Regions from separate parts of the Homo sapiens genome. Here regions 2 and 3 are each linked to region 1. A link is a contact called in ENCODE Hi-C or POLR2A ChIA-PET data. All regions are on one chromosome and are shown on one strand. Each heading gives the region's core, a stretch centred on a gene start or an enhancer-like site at or near the end of the contact. The rest is flanking DNA. Distances are from core to core; before and after follow the strand shown. Region 1 overlaps RPTOR (regulatory associated protein of MTOR complex 1). Region 2 overlaps RPTOR (regulatory associated protein of MTOR complex 1). Region 3 holds the start of CHMP6 (charged multivesicular body protein 6).

Region 1 (4,655 bases), core at 1,570-4,069:
AATTCTGAGTGCTGACAGTTTGTAAAAGGCCCTTTCCAGGTGCTCTGCCAAAGCCACTCACGCACGGCCTTCTCACGGCGTCGGGCTGCTGCGCCCCACGGTGCCCCCGCGCTGGGCCATCTTGCACGGGCCGCTGCTGTCCAGTGGCTTCGAAAGGAGTTTGGTAGTTGAGGTGAGACCGCAGGTGCGCTGCTCCAGTGGCTTCGAAAGGAGTTTGGTAGTTGAGGTGAGATCGCAGGTGCACTGCTCCTCAGGAATGGCAGAGGCTTCCCATGATGGGGAGCATCATTTTCATCTTTTTTTTTTTTTTCGGAGGCGGGGTCTCGCTCTGTCACCCAGGCTGGAGTGCAGTGGTGTGATCTTGGCTCACTGCAGCCTCAACCTCCCAGGGTCAAGCAATCCTCTCACGTCAGACCCCCAAGTAGCTGGGACTACAGGCACACGCCCAGCTAATTGTTTTGTATTTTTTGTAGAGATGAGGTTTCACCAGGTTGCTCAGGCTGGTCTTGAACTCCTGAGCTCAGACAATCCTCCCACCTTGGCCTCCCAAAGTGCTGGAATTAACAGGTGTGTGCCACCGCGCCCAATAGGGAACATCATTTTAAAGCAGCTCTTTGCTTCCCAGCGGAGATTCCATAGCAGCCGTGTGTTGTTCCGATGTGTGTTTTCCCAAATGCGCTACACAATTAAGGTGCTTAGGAGGGAGGAGAGGCAAGCACAGAGGTTTGGCTTGCACTAGCTCCACGTCCTTCCCGGGTTTCAGAAAGGCATGTACTTGCCCTTGCACTGCCCAGAGACCAGGCCCCAGCACTGCCTCCTCTCCATTCCCCACGGAGGCTGAGACGATTCCTCAGTCCATGTCACCCTGAGAAAATCCCCCTCCAATAAGGCATTTGATTCTGTGGAGTCCGTTATTGCAGAATTTTACCTCCACTCTGTCCTAGGCGTGTTAACATTCGAAGTCTAATTCTAACTCTTAGACACTCTCACCACGTCCTTAACACGAGTGAGTTTACTAGTCTGGACACAGGAGGGAGGCTTCTGGAAGACTGGGAAACCCCAGGCCTTCTTAGATATGAGCAGTCCTTGCTGCTCGTGATGAATTTCATGCATGACTTTATCACTGTCCATCGGAATCCCGCCGAGGCTCTGGAGGCAGAGATGTCAGATCTCTGATGACAGTGAACTTCCACAGAGGGCAGCAGCATCTCCCTGTGTATCCTTGTGTATCACTATGTATCCCTGTGTGTCACTGTGTATCCCTGTGTGTCACTGTGTCACTGTGTATCCCTGTGTATCACTATGTATCCCTGTGTGTCACTGTGTATCCCTGTGTGTCACCGTGTATCCCTGTGTGTCACCATGTATCCCTGTGTGTCACTGTGTATCCCTGTGTGTGCCTGTATGTCACCGTGTATCCCTGTGTATCACTGTGCACACAGTAAAATTTAACAAGAAGCCAGTCCATTCCACCATGTTACCATGTTGCAGATTTAGGGAGGCGTAACCACACAGACTTGGTACTGGTCTTGATTGTGGAGGGCCTTTATGCTGAGCCAGAGATGAGGAAGATGTTGGTGCCTGGCTATAAGGGCTTGAGCCAGGTGGATACGGAGGGCATGCAGCCAACACCGCTCTTGAGACACCGGCTGGGTTAGTGTGGAAAAACTCCATTGAATGGTTTGCCTTTCTCCCTGGAGGTAGTTAGGTGTACTAGTTGAAACACCCATTCATTGGGAACCCGTGATCCAGGGGCTTTACAAATGGGCATGTGTGAGCATAGGCAGCATAGGCTGCCGTGGCCCCAGGTGTCAGGGTGCAGGCGGCTCCTGTCTTGGAGGCTTCCATCCCCCGTGGAAGCTCGTGCTGGCCACTGGAGCAACATTCCCGCAGGTGGGAAGGCCGCGAGGAGTGGACGAGGCAGCTCAGGCCTGGGGGACAGACTTGGAGCTCACATGCCCATCGCCCCCCTGTCCTGTGGCAGTGTCTGGTCCAGCCTCATCCAGGGAGGGAGGGAATGTGGCCTCCACCTTGAGTGGCATGTCCCAGCTCCAATGCTGTTCCTTAACAAGGGCAGGGAGGGAGGCACAAAGGAGTGAGGAGTGGTTTCAGACGCTCAGACGGAGAACATTCGGCTCAGAAACAGAATCGTGCTCTCCTCTGTTACTAGATTTTGCCAACTGCAACTGAGGACTGAGCTGCTGTGGAGGTGGGCTCCTCACCATGGGAGCATCACCGGGGGCTCTGCAGGGCTGTCTGCCACGAAAACAATGCCCAGAGCTCTCTCCTCCCCTCATCAATAGACCAAAGTGTGTACATCCCCAGGGAGCACACAGGAAAGATAGCAGAAAAGAGCATTTGGAATAAATAATGTACAATCTAGCTATTATACTCCTTGGGTGGTGATGGAGAGGTTGAATTTTTAGCAAGAGGAAAGAGGGAACAAAGCCTAACAAACATTGAGGTTAAAACATGAAGTCATCTGCATTTACACTTTGCTTCAGGCCGCGGCAGTAATGAATACTCAGAGCCGGCTTTCTGTTTAATGTTTGATGCAAAGTCACCGGGGAGTCATTCTCCTTCACTTTCAATTTCAGGGGTCCTGAAACCCTGCGTTTCTCTGCGGTAATAACCCGTGCTTTCCGTTCCCGGGGCGGGCGCGCTCTGACTGATCAGCGCAGATGGAGGCTGTGCGGACTTGGACTTGGACGGTTTTCCTCCAGCCCACCTCCTGGGCACCCGCCATCTCAGGGCTGTTTCCTGAAAACCCAGCTCTTGCCTGGATGACATGTTTTCCAGGCGAGTGACTCATCAGAACAGCCAACAGCTTAGAAAGTCCCTCTGCCCCCAGCTGCTGGGGGGGAGGAGCCCACGATGCAGATGAGCTGGTCACAGCTAATCACAGCCTCCTCCCCTCAGATCTGCACTCCAGCACTCCAGCCCTGCTTCTCCAGGCAGCTTGATCGCAGGCTGTGGGAAGTGCTAATCCAGACACCTTCCCGGTCCCCTCCCACCTTCTGCTGTCGTGTGCTGCCAAACCTCACAGGGCTGGCTGCTGCCGCCGAAGCCCACCACCATGGCCTCTCGTGTGTACGTAGGACCCACTTTCCCACTTGTCTTTAGCTGGGAATCCCAAATTAGAGCTGCAAGTGTGTGTTGATTTTACCGTAGAAAATGCAGCCAGTTTTAATCAACAGATAAATGTTCATTAGAGAATACCGTTGTTCTGCTGTTTAAAAGGTTGCCGTGCAGGCCGGGTGCAATGGCTCACGCCTGTAATCCCAGCACTTTGGGAGGCCACGGCAGGCAGATCACCTGAGGTCAGGAGTTCGAGACCCGCCTGACCAACATGGTGAAACCCCGTCTCTACTAAAAATACAAAAATTAGCCAGGCGTGTGGCACATTCCTGTAATCCCAGCTACTCAGGAGACCGAGGCAGGAGAATCACTTGAACCCGGGAGGCGGAGGTTGCAGTGAGCCAAGATCGCACCACTGCGCTCCAGCATAGGTGACAGAGTGAGACTCCGTCTCAAAAAACAAAACAAAACAAAAGGTTGCCATGCGATTTTAGAATTTAATGGGTAATCTGGCCCTGTAATTTGGTTAAATAAATAAATAAATAAACCACCCACGGCCCCGAGAGGGCCTCTGGCTTGCTCAGCAGGCGGTGCCAGGGTGCAAGCTCCTCCCAGTACCTCCGTCTTCCCTGCCTTGCTCTGAGTGGGGCTGTCCTTCGGGCCCAGGCCGAGCTGTGGCTTGAGGTTCAGGGCCGCTTCACTGTGTGCTGATAATCGGGTTCCAGCGCTTGTCTTTCAGCGGTTTGTAGGCGTTCTTTTACATCCTTTCTTCTCATTAGTACTTGAACAAAGTTATTTTCCTCCTCTCATGTAGACAGCTCTGCCTCGAGTCCACAGCCCTGGGTAGCCGGACGGCCCCGAGCAGCCTCCGTGCATCGTCTGGGCGCCGAGCCACAGCCCTTCCTCCTGGGCTTTGTGTCATCCCCGCAGCCTCCTGAGCCTCTGTGCATCAGTGAAACCAGAACCATCTGGGGCTGCTTTTCTGGTCTGAAATGTGGAGCTGGGTCAGTCCCCGCCTCCCACCCCGGGGCTGGATCCAAGTGGGCCCCCAGCCTTTTAGGAGCACATGTCCCACTGCAGCAACATGGGTCACGTGTCCGAGAGAGATTGTCACCCGTGGCTCTGACACAGCTTTGCTGGGCGGCATCCTGTCCGGTGTGCTGAGCGATGTCTCCAGTGCAGTTCAGGCCTTCAACACCAAGCGAGGGCCTTGGAGAACGTGCGAATAGGCTTTCCGGGAGGCATGGTTCCAAAGGCGCCTTGCCCAGCACTGACCGAGGCCACACCAGGTGCCACGCTGGTCTGCTCGGCCCACGGCCCGGACACCCTCTCTGCCCTCCTCTCGCCTCCACCTCCCCTAACTTGCACACACTTTCTTCTAACTCCTGAAGCAGAAACTTTTTATTTGATTAAATTCGAGGAATCTTTATAGAGTTTAATTGCAATAATTGACTTTGCTTCTGTCTTAACAAAGAGTAAAATCTCCCTCAATGCTGCTGAATACCATTTGCCTGCAGCTGGGGATTTACTGGGCATATGGGAGCTATTTATTGCACGTACTTTGAGGCCTTTTGATT
Region 2 (4,655 bases), core at 1,258-3,757, 180 kb before region 1:
GGAGATTATTATAAAGCTGGGACCATACAGTGAAGAATTTATCTTTTTAGAGAATTTTTCTAACAAATTGGGGCTACTGGCAGTTTAGTACAGGATGGAAGTTAGGAGCTGGAGCCTGTGGAAAAAGACAAGCAGGAGGGGCCTCGCTCTCTGTGTCCTTCTTTCCCCAGAGAGAGTGGACAACACCAGAAGCAGAGGCCACACCTCTTTACTTGGGGTGAGCTTTAATTCTTCTGGTGCCTTAAAAATAAGTTTCTATGGGAATATCTATCATTTACTAAGGAAGATGAAACAGCATGGCGGTGCCTCCACTGACCAAGTCTGTCCGTCGGGCAGGTGTGTCTAGGGGAGGAGGCGGAAGGCGCTCCTCAGTCATGGAGCCACGTTGTTGTAGGAGCTCATTCTCATCTTGTCCAGGTCTGCGAGTAGTGAAGGCAGCAAGTCCTGTGTGGCGGCCGTGGGGCTTCCAGGGAGCTGAGCGGTCAGGTTGAGTCAGTTTCCATGTGGTGGACAGTTCTTACTTATCCATGCACAGCCCTGGTTTGTGGATTACAGTGAACAGATTTTGAATGTCAGCTTCCCTTCAGTTCACCGTGCTTCTCAGATGTGTCACAGTTAATTTGTGGTTAAGGGATGAAAGTTGGTTTTGCCATTAGATAAACATGTTTTTTATAGTGCCTAACCCCAAGCAGAGTATGTTCAAGGAGAGAACAAAACAGCTCCCAAGATCTGGTCCATTAGCCCAGTAGAAATTGTTATTGCATTTTAATGTAAATGACAGTCATCCTTTCGTGGTATTGATAATAGAGTTGTTTGTGTGCTTTTATGAGATGCTTTGAATGAACCGAAGCTGATGACTATACCTCCTGTTGGGAGGAGGGGGTTTGGGGAGCAAGGGGGTTGAGAAGGCCAGTGGTGGGCAGTTTTGGTTCTACTTAACAGGTGTGTCTTTTGGATTTTAGGCACAAGTGTTATTTGCAGAACTGAATGTTTATGTGTAATTCCATGTTGTTTAGGGGTTTGGAGTGAGGATAATTGGAATCCAGGCATCTTCTCCTTGTCCCTGAATGGGGCTGCTGCTTGACCTGTCCACCTCACAGGGAGTGTCATGTGGCCATGTGTGACAAACTGTGAAACCCTTGGTATTGAGTGCTCACACTGCTAGGTGTGGTGGGAGGCGCCTAGTCAGGCAGCCGGGTTGGCTTTGGGGAGCACTGCATGGATGGCTTCTAAGATCCACTTGTCTTCTTTCCCCTGGGATGATTAGACAGGCCTCTGCTTTGTGGGCAAAGCAATTGGTATCAGCACAAGTCACTCGCTTCCTTGTGCCCCCCACCCCCAAATGTTTTGGAATGAATTTTATAGATGGATGCTGATATGGCTTGGCTGTGTCCCCACCCAGATCTCATCTTGAATTGTCACTCCCACAATTCCCACGTGCCATAGGGGGAACCCAGTGGGAGGTAATCGAATCATAGGGGCGGGTCTTTCCTGTGCTGTTGTCCGTAGTGAACAAGTCTCACGTCCCTGCACGAGCTCTCTCTTGCCTGCCACCATCCATGTAAGATGTGACTTGCGCCTCCTTACCTTCCGCCATGATTGTGAGACCTTCACAGCCATGTGGAACTATAAGTCTATTAAACCTCTTTCTTTTGTAAATTGCCCAGTCTTGGTTATGTCTTTATCAGCAGCATGAAAATGGGCTAATACAGATGCAGTCAAGACGCATAAATCAGTGGGTTCTACCTTTTCTTAGGATTTTCAGGCTCAGATATGGATAATCGGGGAAGAAGCAGCTAAGTTGCCCTAGGACAGTACTCCACACCTGGAGGTGCTCCAAAGCTATTCATGGAACAGCCCAAGGTGGACCGTTACTCGCTGTGACTCCTGCTTGGGGCATTCACGTTGCGACATTAGTTCCAAATTGACAGTCCAGTTCAGCTGGTGAAAATGGCCCTATAATTGCGATTGGCAGCATCCCTTGGCGTGCGGCCCTGATGCCATTACCATTCCATCATCCATCCCGTCTTGCTGTCTGCCCTGCCGCCAGCCCTCCCTCCTCCTGCCCAAACTCACCTGACTTTCTTCTCTGTGGGTCCTAAGGTTGGGCTTCATCCACCTTGAGTTTCTGTGACAAGCTGCCAGTGAGGACTCATGGGCAAAGGCAGAACTGTGGGTGGATGGCTCACAGCTTGCATAATTCAGTACCTGGTGTGAAGCACTTTGCCTGTGTACTCATTAAATTTGCAGGACGGTACAGACAATATCTTCTGGTGGTCTTGGGGTTAACTGTGGTGCTTTGACAGTTTCACTTAACTGCTTACTGCCCAGAAAGTTAAGAACTGTTCCTATGATCAATGTTTTTACTTATATTTTTGCCTTGGCCTCAGCAGTGCTCTCCCACTTCGTCTTCCCTCCTTTCTAGTGCTTCTCGCCTGAAAGCTTTTCCACGTGCGTGCCGTGTTCAGTGAGAACTCTGATTCATGCTCTTCAGCCAGAAGCCTTCGTAGTCAGCCCTGCCCACGCACTTCCTGCCTTGCCCTGTCCCCAGAGGCCATGGTATTGGAAGCAGCTTCCTGGAAGCAAGCTTAGATTATGCGAAGCAGTTTATTCCGGACTCTTTAGACCAATTGCACCAGAGCATAAAGGTGTTGTCACCTACTGCTATCCCTCCGAATACCTTAGTGACATGACCTATAAATTCTTTTAGGCACACCAAAGACATTACAGAAAGAAGAATGAAAGAAAGGCATGGTTCTGCAGCCTCCTGGAGGATGGCAGCCTGTTGTGACTAGACTCCTCAGGGTTTCAGTCCATTAGAGCTGGTCCCAGAGGGGACCCCTGCTGGCCAGCCCTGTGTTGGACTCTTGCTCTCCGAGGCCACCTAGGGGATTCACTAGAGAGCCCATTTGGGATTGAAGAGCACGCGTGTTGACTAGAGTGGGTTGCAGCATGGGCCGCAGCCTGTTTAAACACTGCCTAGGGAAGATTGGTGGAGTCCGCCTCCTCCCTTCTGCCTCGTAGGTCCGCAGAGTCGTGCTGGGCTCACCGCTCCTTCCCTTTCTGGGCGGGAGCGCCCCTCTCACTGGTAGGGGAGCTCCCTGGGAAATGTGGTCTCCTTTCTACCAGTGCACTGAGGGGTGGGGTGGGGAGAGCTTAACTGTGGAAAGAATGCGAACTGGTTTAGTTCTGGCTTTGCCACTTCTTAGAAATGTAACTCTGGACAAATTACTATTTAAACTTTTAAAATTTGTACATGCAAATGAGAGTTAATGGACAGAATAAAAGTATATAAAGCATTTGCACCAGGGAGGCCATGGTGGTTGGTCATCAGATCCTTACTTCCCATCCCTTTCTGTCCCTTATCCCTTCCTCTCCCTCATGGTTGAGGTGGTGGAGGCCCCTCCCAGAACATTCTGCCCAGGAGTCTTGCTGCCTTAAGCCCCTCCCCATCCTGCCTTATCTCTGGTTTTATCCTCTTGCGGGGATAACTGCATTCCTGACTCTTCCTCTATTAATTGACCTACTTGAAGTGTAATACTTTTAGAGAGAAGTAGGGGCTTAACTCTGTCCTTAACAGGCCTCTCGAGGATATTATCTCTCATCATCATGTTCCCTTTAACAAGGGAGTTGTCTGTGTGTATGACAAATTGCAAATGAGGACCCCCCACCGTCAGGCTGGGGACTAAAACTGTAGCTCAGCTGTTGTCGTTTCACAGATCTCACGTGCCATGTGTGTTTCCTGAGTTAACTTGGGGACCGTGATACAGAGCGATGCGGAGATGGCTCTGAAGGACAGGCAGGTGCCAGGCGAGGGATGGAAGTGCTGCTTCTAAGTCAGAAAGTGGAAGGTGTGATGTGTTAAAGAATGGAAAGCTAAATTTGGAGGTGACGATGAGGAACCCACCGTATGCTCGCCATATGCAACTAGGAAGAGTTGTAAAATCCTGCTCCAGCCAAATTGGAAAGTGCTGATCAAGGGGGAAACGATCAATAACAGATTGGAGGGGGACGGCCACTTCAAAGTGTCTGCGGTACTTGATTTCATTTTGCAGGGGAAACCATATGTCACAGTGGTGTTCATGAATTTGGGTGTTCACAAGGGCTTCTGTACAGCTCCCTCCCAAATGTCCGCGATTTACTTGTTGGTATGACACATAATGGAGATTTTTTTAAAATGGACATACGAAGCACATAACGTCAAGTTCACCATTTTAAAGTGTACAACTTGGCTGGGCGCAGTGGCTCGCGCCTGTAATCCTAGCACTTTGGGAGGCCGAGGTGGGCAGATCACCTGAGGTCAAGAGTTGGAGACCAGCCTGGCCAACATGGTGAAACCTTGTCTCTACTAAAAATATTTAAAAAATGGCCAGGCACGGTGGCTCACGCCTGTAATCCCAGCACTTTGGGAGGCCGAGGCGGGTGGATCGTGAGGTCAGGAGATCGAGACCATGGTGAAACCCTGTCTCTACTAAAAATACAAAAAATTAGCCGGGCGCAGTGGCAGGTGCCTACTGTAGTCCCAGTTACTCAGGAGGCTGAGGCAGGAGAATGGCATGAACCCGGGAGGTGGAGCTTGCAGTGAGCTGAGATCACGCCACTGCACTCCAGCCTGGGGCGACAGCGTGAGACTCCGTCTCAAAAAAAAAAAATTA
Region 3 (4,655 bases), core at 1,587-4,086, 160 kb after region 1:
CCCGCAGGCTGTAGTTTGGCAAACCCTGGCTTACATGCTACAAGAATTCAGAGATATTTCAGATAGATATCGCGGGGAACCTGGGGAGAACCTGCGGGAGTGGATTCGGGGGGGTTGGACCGGGAACACCGAATCGGAACACTAGAGGGGGCTGAAGTCCCTGATCTGGGGGCCTTGATCGCTCTGCCGGGTCTGCAGCTGCAGCCACAGCTAAGCGCTCCCTCGCGCGACGGCTGAAGCTCAGACCCAGAGGCCCGCAGGTCACGAACCCAAGACCCCAGACCCTCCATGGCCTGCTGTGGAGGAGAGAATCCGAAGGTCCACGGACAGGCAGTCCGTGAGTGTGACCTGCACGCCCACACCCAGCCACGCCCTGCAGGCTCAGAAGCACCACCTTCCCGGACGTGAGGAACACCCGGGCGAGGGGAGCCCCTGCACCCTGAAAAGTCCTGCTACTGCTCTCCTTCGTAGGCCAAGTGTGACCGCGGGGAGAGGGGTGCCCCGGCAGAGATGCGCTCCTTGATCTCCATGGGGTGACACATCCCAGAGCAGCAGCAGGACAGGGGGCAACCGCCGCCGTCAAGTCCCACGCGGGCTGTGTGTGCCAGCGGCGGCAGAAGGAACTGGCGCTCGGGATGCCGTGGCCTGCAGGGTCCTCCGGCGAATCACAGTGCCCAGGGTGAAACAAAGGGTTGGCAGACCAGAGTGCTGTTTGTCTTACACAACAGAAACAAAACTCTGGGTCTGGTGGCCAAACCTGACTTGAGTCACCACAGTGGACAGCCACGGCCTCTCACCTGTTTCCAGGCTGAGCCAATTCACAGACCTGGAGCCCTTGAGTTGGGGGCCAGGTTCCTTGAGGGAGACCCCTGAAGCATTGCTGCAAGGAATACAGCAGCAAAGCCACGGGAAGAGTCCCCCAAAGGGACCTGTACCTGTTTACCAAAGTAACTGTGTAACAGAGGGAGGGAAATACTCAAGCGTCTCAGGAATGACAAGACACTGGCATCAAATGGATTCCAATTCCTTTTCTTTTTCTTTTTCTTTTTTTGGAGACAGAGTATCACACTGTCGCCCAGGCTGGAGTACAGTGGTGTGATCTCAGCTCACTGCAACCTCCACCTCCCAAGTTCAAGCGATTCTCCTGCCTCAGCCTCCCAAGTAGCTGCGATTACAGGTGCATGCCACCATGCCCCACTAACTTTTGTAGTTTTGTAGAGACACGGTCCACTATGTGAGGCCAGGCTGATGTCGAACTCCTGACCTCAGGTGATCCACCCACCTCAGCCTCCCAAAGTGCTGGTATTACAGGCGTGAGCCACCACACCTGGCCAGATGGAGTCTGCTAGAGTCTCGGGGATTTTATAGGGACAGGATGGGGGCGTGGCAGGCCAGGGTGGTCTTTGGAAATGCAACATTTGGGCAGGAAAACAAAAATCCCTGTCCTCACCTAGGTTTGTGGGCACAGGCGGTGGGGGGATCCCTAGCCAAGGATCACGCCTTCCTCTACCCAGCTCTTCCTTCCCCCTTCATGAGGAGCAGGGAGTAGCAAGTCTTTTTTTTTTTTTTCCTCAACGTCCCCATGGACACCAAGGAAAAAAGTACTTCAGATGTCTTGGTGAGACAAATCAGAGGGTGGGAGATGAACCCCACAAAAATTCAGGGGCCCCCTCACCTCAGTGAAGGTTCTGGAGTCCAGAGGTTTGGAACAGGTGATAATTATTCTCCTTTTGATGTTATTTGTTATATTTTTTGTAGAGACGGGGGTCTTGCTATGTTGCCAGGCTGGTCTTGAACTCCTGGCCTCAAGCCATCCTCAGCTGAGTGCTTTTCTTTGACACTTAGTGAATGCTCAGGAACCACAGTCAGGATACTCAGGCGGGAACCGGGGTGGCTTCTCCCTTTTACCCTTTATCCCCATTCATGTGTTTCTTAGCCCCCCAGGGAAGAATGCTTCTGTGGGGGACGCAGCCACGATTCCTTGGAAGGAGAAGCTGAGCCCAGCCATGCTGGTCTCCTCCTGGCACTGATCTACAGACAGGGAGCAGCGCAGTGGAAGAGGGAAGATCCCAGGGCTGAAAGGCTGGGTGGAGGGCGCTGCTGGTCGCATTTCAGGGAACATTTTAAAGTGCAAAGCGGGCCGGGTGCGGCGGCTCACGCCTGTCATCCCAGCACTTTGGGAGCCCGAGGTGGGTGGATCAGAAGGTCAGGAGCTCAAGGCCAGCCTGGCCAATATGGTGAAACCCCGTCTCTACTAACAAACATTAGCCGGGTGTGGCAGCAGGCACCTGTAGTCCCAGCTACTCAGGAGGCTGAAGCAGGAAAATCACTTGAACCCGGGAGGCAGAGTTTGTAGTGAGCCGAGATAGCGCCCCTGCACTCCACCCTGGGCGACAGAGCAGGACTCCATCTAAAAAAAAAAAAAAAAAAAAAAGTGCAAAACGTTGGATATCACATCATTAATGCGGCATTTTGTGTTCAGAGCCAGTGGGACAGTGATTCCTGCACAAGATTCCTGAAAGCCTGGGGAGACTGAATTATGTTAATCTAAAAGGATCCCACCTAATTAGGAGATAAGAAATTTTTGCCTTCACCTGCACAGGAAGGGTGCACGGAAACACGTCATTTAGAACATCCCGGGCCCGAACATCGCGGGCCCTAACATCCAGGTATCCGTGCCACTTCTCCGTACCGGTCCAAGGAGGCCGCGGTGTTCGCGGCGGTCGCCGAGACCGGCGGGCTGTGGTTTCGAACCCGCGGCAACGGCGCGCGGCCGGAGGCGGCGCTCGGCCTTCGCGTTCCGCGGCGCCTGGCCCGGCGCGGCCGCCGTAGCGGGAGGACCCGAGCTACGGTGGCCGCGGGGCGGCGGTGGCGATTGGACTTGGTGGGTCCCGGGCCAGGGGCGGGCGCCGCCATGGGTAACCTGTTCGGCCGCAAGAAGCAGAGCCGCGTCACGGAGCAGGACAAGGCCATCCTGGTGAGGGCCCGGGCCCGGGGTCAGGGCTGGGGCCGGGACAGGCGACGGGGCCGGGGCGGGCGGCGGGGCCGGAAGAGCCCCGCGCCCTCGGCCCCCCGCGTTCGGATGGGGAAACTGAGGCGCAGCGCGCAGCCGGGCCCCTCGGTCTCTCCGCCCTGCGTCCCTCCTCGCCCGCGGGGCCTCGGGCCGGGGTCTCCTGCGCGGCGCCGTGGCTGCCGTCTTCCCCGGGGCCCGCGCGTCCGCCTCTGCGAGCCCCGCCGGGGTGGGCGCGGCTGGTGACTGCGGGATTCGACGCCGGCGTTCGGGGCTCGGCCACAGCCTGGCGGCCCGTCCGTGGGGTCCGCGCGGCGCTGGGCTTTCCCTGGCTCTGGGCCCGCGGGAGCAGGTCCCGGCTCTCCCGGAGTCGCTGCCCCCGCCCCCGTCCCGCGGCTCATTTGCCTCCTGGTGCCCTGGGCCGGAGCCCCGGCGGTGCTGCCGGCTTCGCGAGGCAGCGCGGGGCATCCCCTCTCCCTCACCCCATCCAGGCCAGGACTGGAAGGAAGTCTGCCCTGGTCCGAGGAGCGGCCGACAGGTGCGCCGAACGCCTGCCGGGGTCCTGCCGGGGTCCTGCCGGGCTTCCGCAGCGCCTGGGTACGGGACCACCGTGTTTGGCGCGTTTGTTTGCGGCGACTCCAGACTGACCCCCCGGGGCACAGCCGGGCCGGTGGTGGTGCCTTTTCCCATGTGAAAGTTAGCTTCTGTAGGAGGAGGAATCGCCTGGCATGTCAGGGACAGGGCGGGTTAAGAATAGTCCATTTTTGTAACGAGATAAACGTGTCACGAAAGAGACCCCGAAATGAAAGCAGGGCTAGCTTTTTCGGATGCTTTCTTTTCTAAATTTTGTGCAACAGAAATAGGTTAATTTTATACTAAAAGAGAAGCGAATGTAAATGAAAGAGGGAATCTTACGTTGGCATCTGAGTCCATAAGCTGTGAAAAGAAACAACGGGCACATTTGTCCCTAGAGAAGATGGGCACAGCGCTGGGCACCGTCCCGAGCTGCCTGCAAGACAGCTGGACCCAGCCTCCATCGTCCACCTTCCACCTACCCTGCCAGCCCCAAGGCACTCCCTCCCCTCTCTTTAAGGACTCAGCTCCGGTTTCTCTTCAAGCACAGCTTTCCACTTGCCAAGGGTCACTGTGGGCTCTCGGCTGTGCAGACCCGTGTTGCGGGCTGCCGTAGGTCTCCCTGGGATTTTGGGTGCTTGGGAACAGCATCCTTAGCACACACTAGCACAAATGATTGCTTTTTTTTTTCTGTTTTTCTAGGATAACAGGTGTTCCCCACGTGGCCTGTGACCCTCCACTGAGACCTTGTTTTACAGGGGGGCAGCCTGGCCACACCTGCCTGCCTTTGGCCCCTGGGTCTCCCCAGCAGTGGGGCTGGGCAGGGGGCACCTTTCACTGTAGCAACGAGAGGACCCACAGGCCTTGGCACGGCGAGGGGGAGACTCCGTGGGTGGAGGGAACCGGGAATGAGCCCTCTCAGGTAGAGGGAGCACTGGCTTCCCATGCGGAGTCTTAAAGAGGCACACAGGCCCTGACTGAGCTAATTCTCCTCAGCCTCCTGCCTTAAGGCCATAATCCCTGTGCCTGCACGGGCTCAGCATTGTCTGAAGTGATGACGTTTGGAAAACTT

What was found. Hi-C counts contacts between places; a loop is a spot of excess contacts on that map. ChIA-PET counts read pairs that join two places held with the same protein, here RNA polymerase II (POLR2A). Pooled maps may share reads with other maps.
Region 2: a loop to region 1 is called in a pooled map, with 5 times the contacts of the local background. The contact joins two enhancer-like sites. A Hi-C loop is called at or near these places in 4 of 50 pooled maps. POLR2A ChIA-PET finds 5 or more read pairs at or near these places in 2 of 52 experiments (CD4-positive, alpha-beta memory T cell and activated CD4-positive, alpha-beta T cell).
Region 3: a pooled map shows a loop between it and region 1 (3-fold over the local background). The contact joins the promoter of CHMP6 here to the enhancer-like site in region 1. A Hi-C loop is called at or near these places in 4 of 37 single-sample maps with no recorded cell type and 2 of 50 pooled maps. POLR2A ChIA-PET finds 5 or more read pairs at or near these places in 2 of 52 experiments (B cell and activated CD8-positive, alpha-beta memory T cell).

The regions. Positions count from the first base shown.
Region 1 is chr17:80,830,457-80,835,111 of GRCh38, forward strand. All of the region lies in intron 9 of RPTOR (regulatory associated protein of MTOR complex 1), which reads left to right. Among named protein-coding and RNA genes, the nearest start is that of CHMP6, 160 kb to the right of the region's middle. RefSeq lists enhancers at 1,390-2,162, 2,629-2,938, 3,708-4,479 and a silencer at 2,767-2,983. Within about 2 kb of position 2,820, at least 41 of the 41 ENCODE cell types and tissues checked have a DNase peak (open chromatin) inside an H3K27ac peak, as active enhancers do; they include B cell, where a contact is called at or near this core.
Region 2 is chr17:80,647,369-80,652,023 of GRCh38, forward strand. The region is part of intron 3 of RPTOR (regulatory associated protein of MTOR complex 1); the gene reads left to right. Among named protein-coding and RNA genes, the nearest start is that of RPTOR, 100 kb to the left of the region's middle. Within about 2 kb of position 2,508, at least 10 of the 41 ENCODE cell types and tissues checked have a DNase peak (open chromatin) inside an H3K27ac peak, as active enhancers do.
Region 3 is chr17:80,989,005-80,993,659 of GRCh38, forward strand. CHMP6 (charged multivesicular body protein 6) reads left to right here and starts at 2,837. Exons shown (of 8, transcript NM_024591.5): 1 at 2,837-2,977. The coding sequence starts at 2,915. RefSeq lists an enhancer at 193-382 and silencers at 2,730-3,059, 3,190-3,339, 3,350-3,539.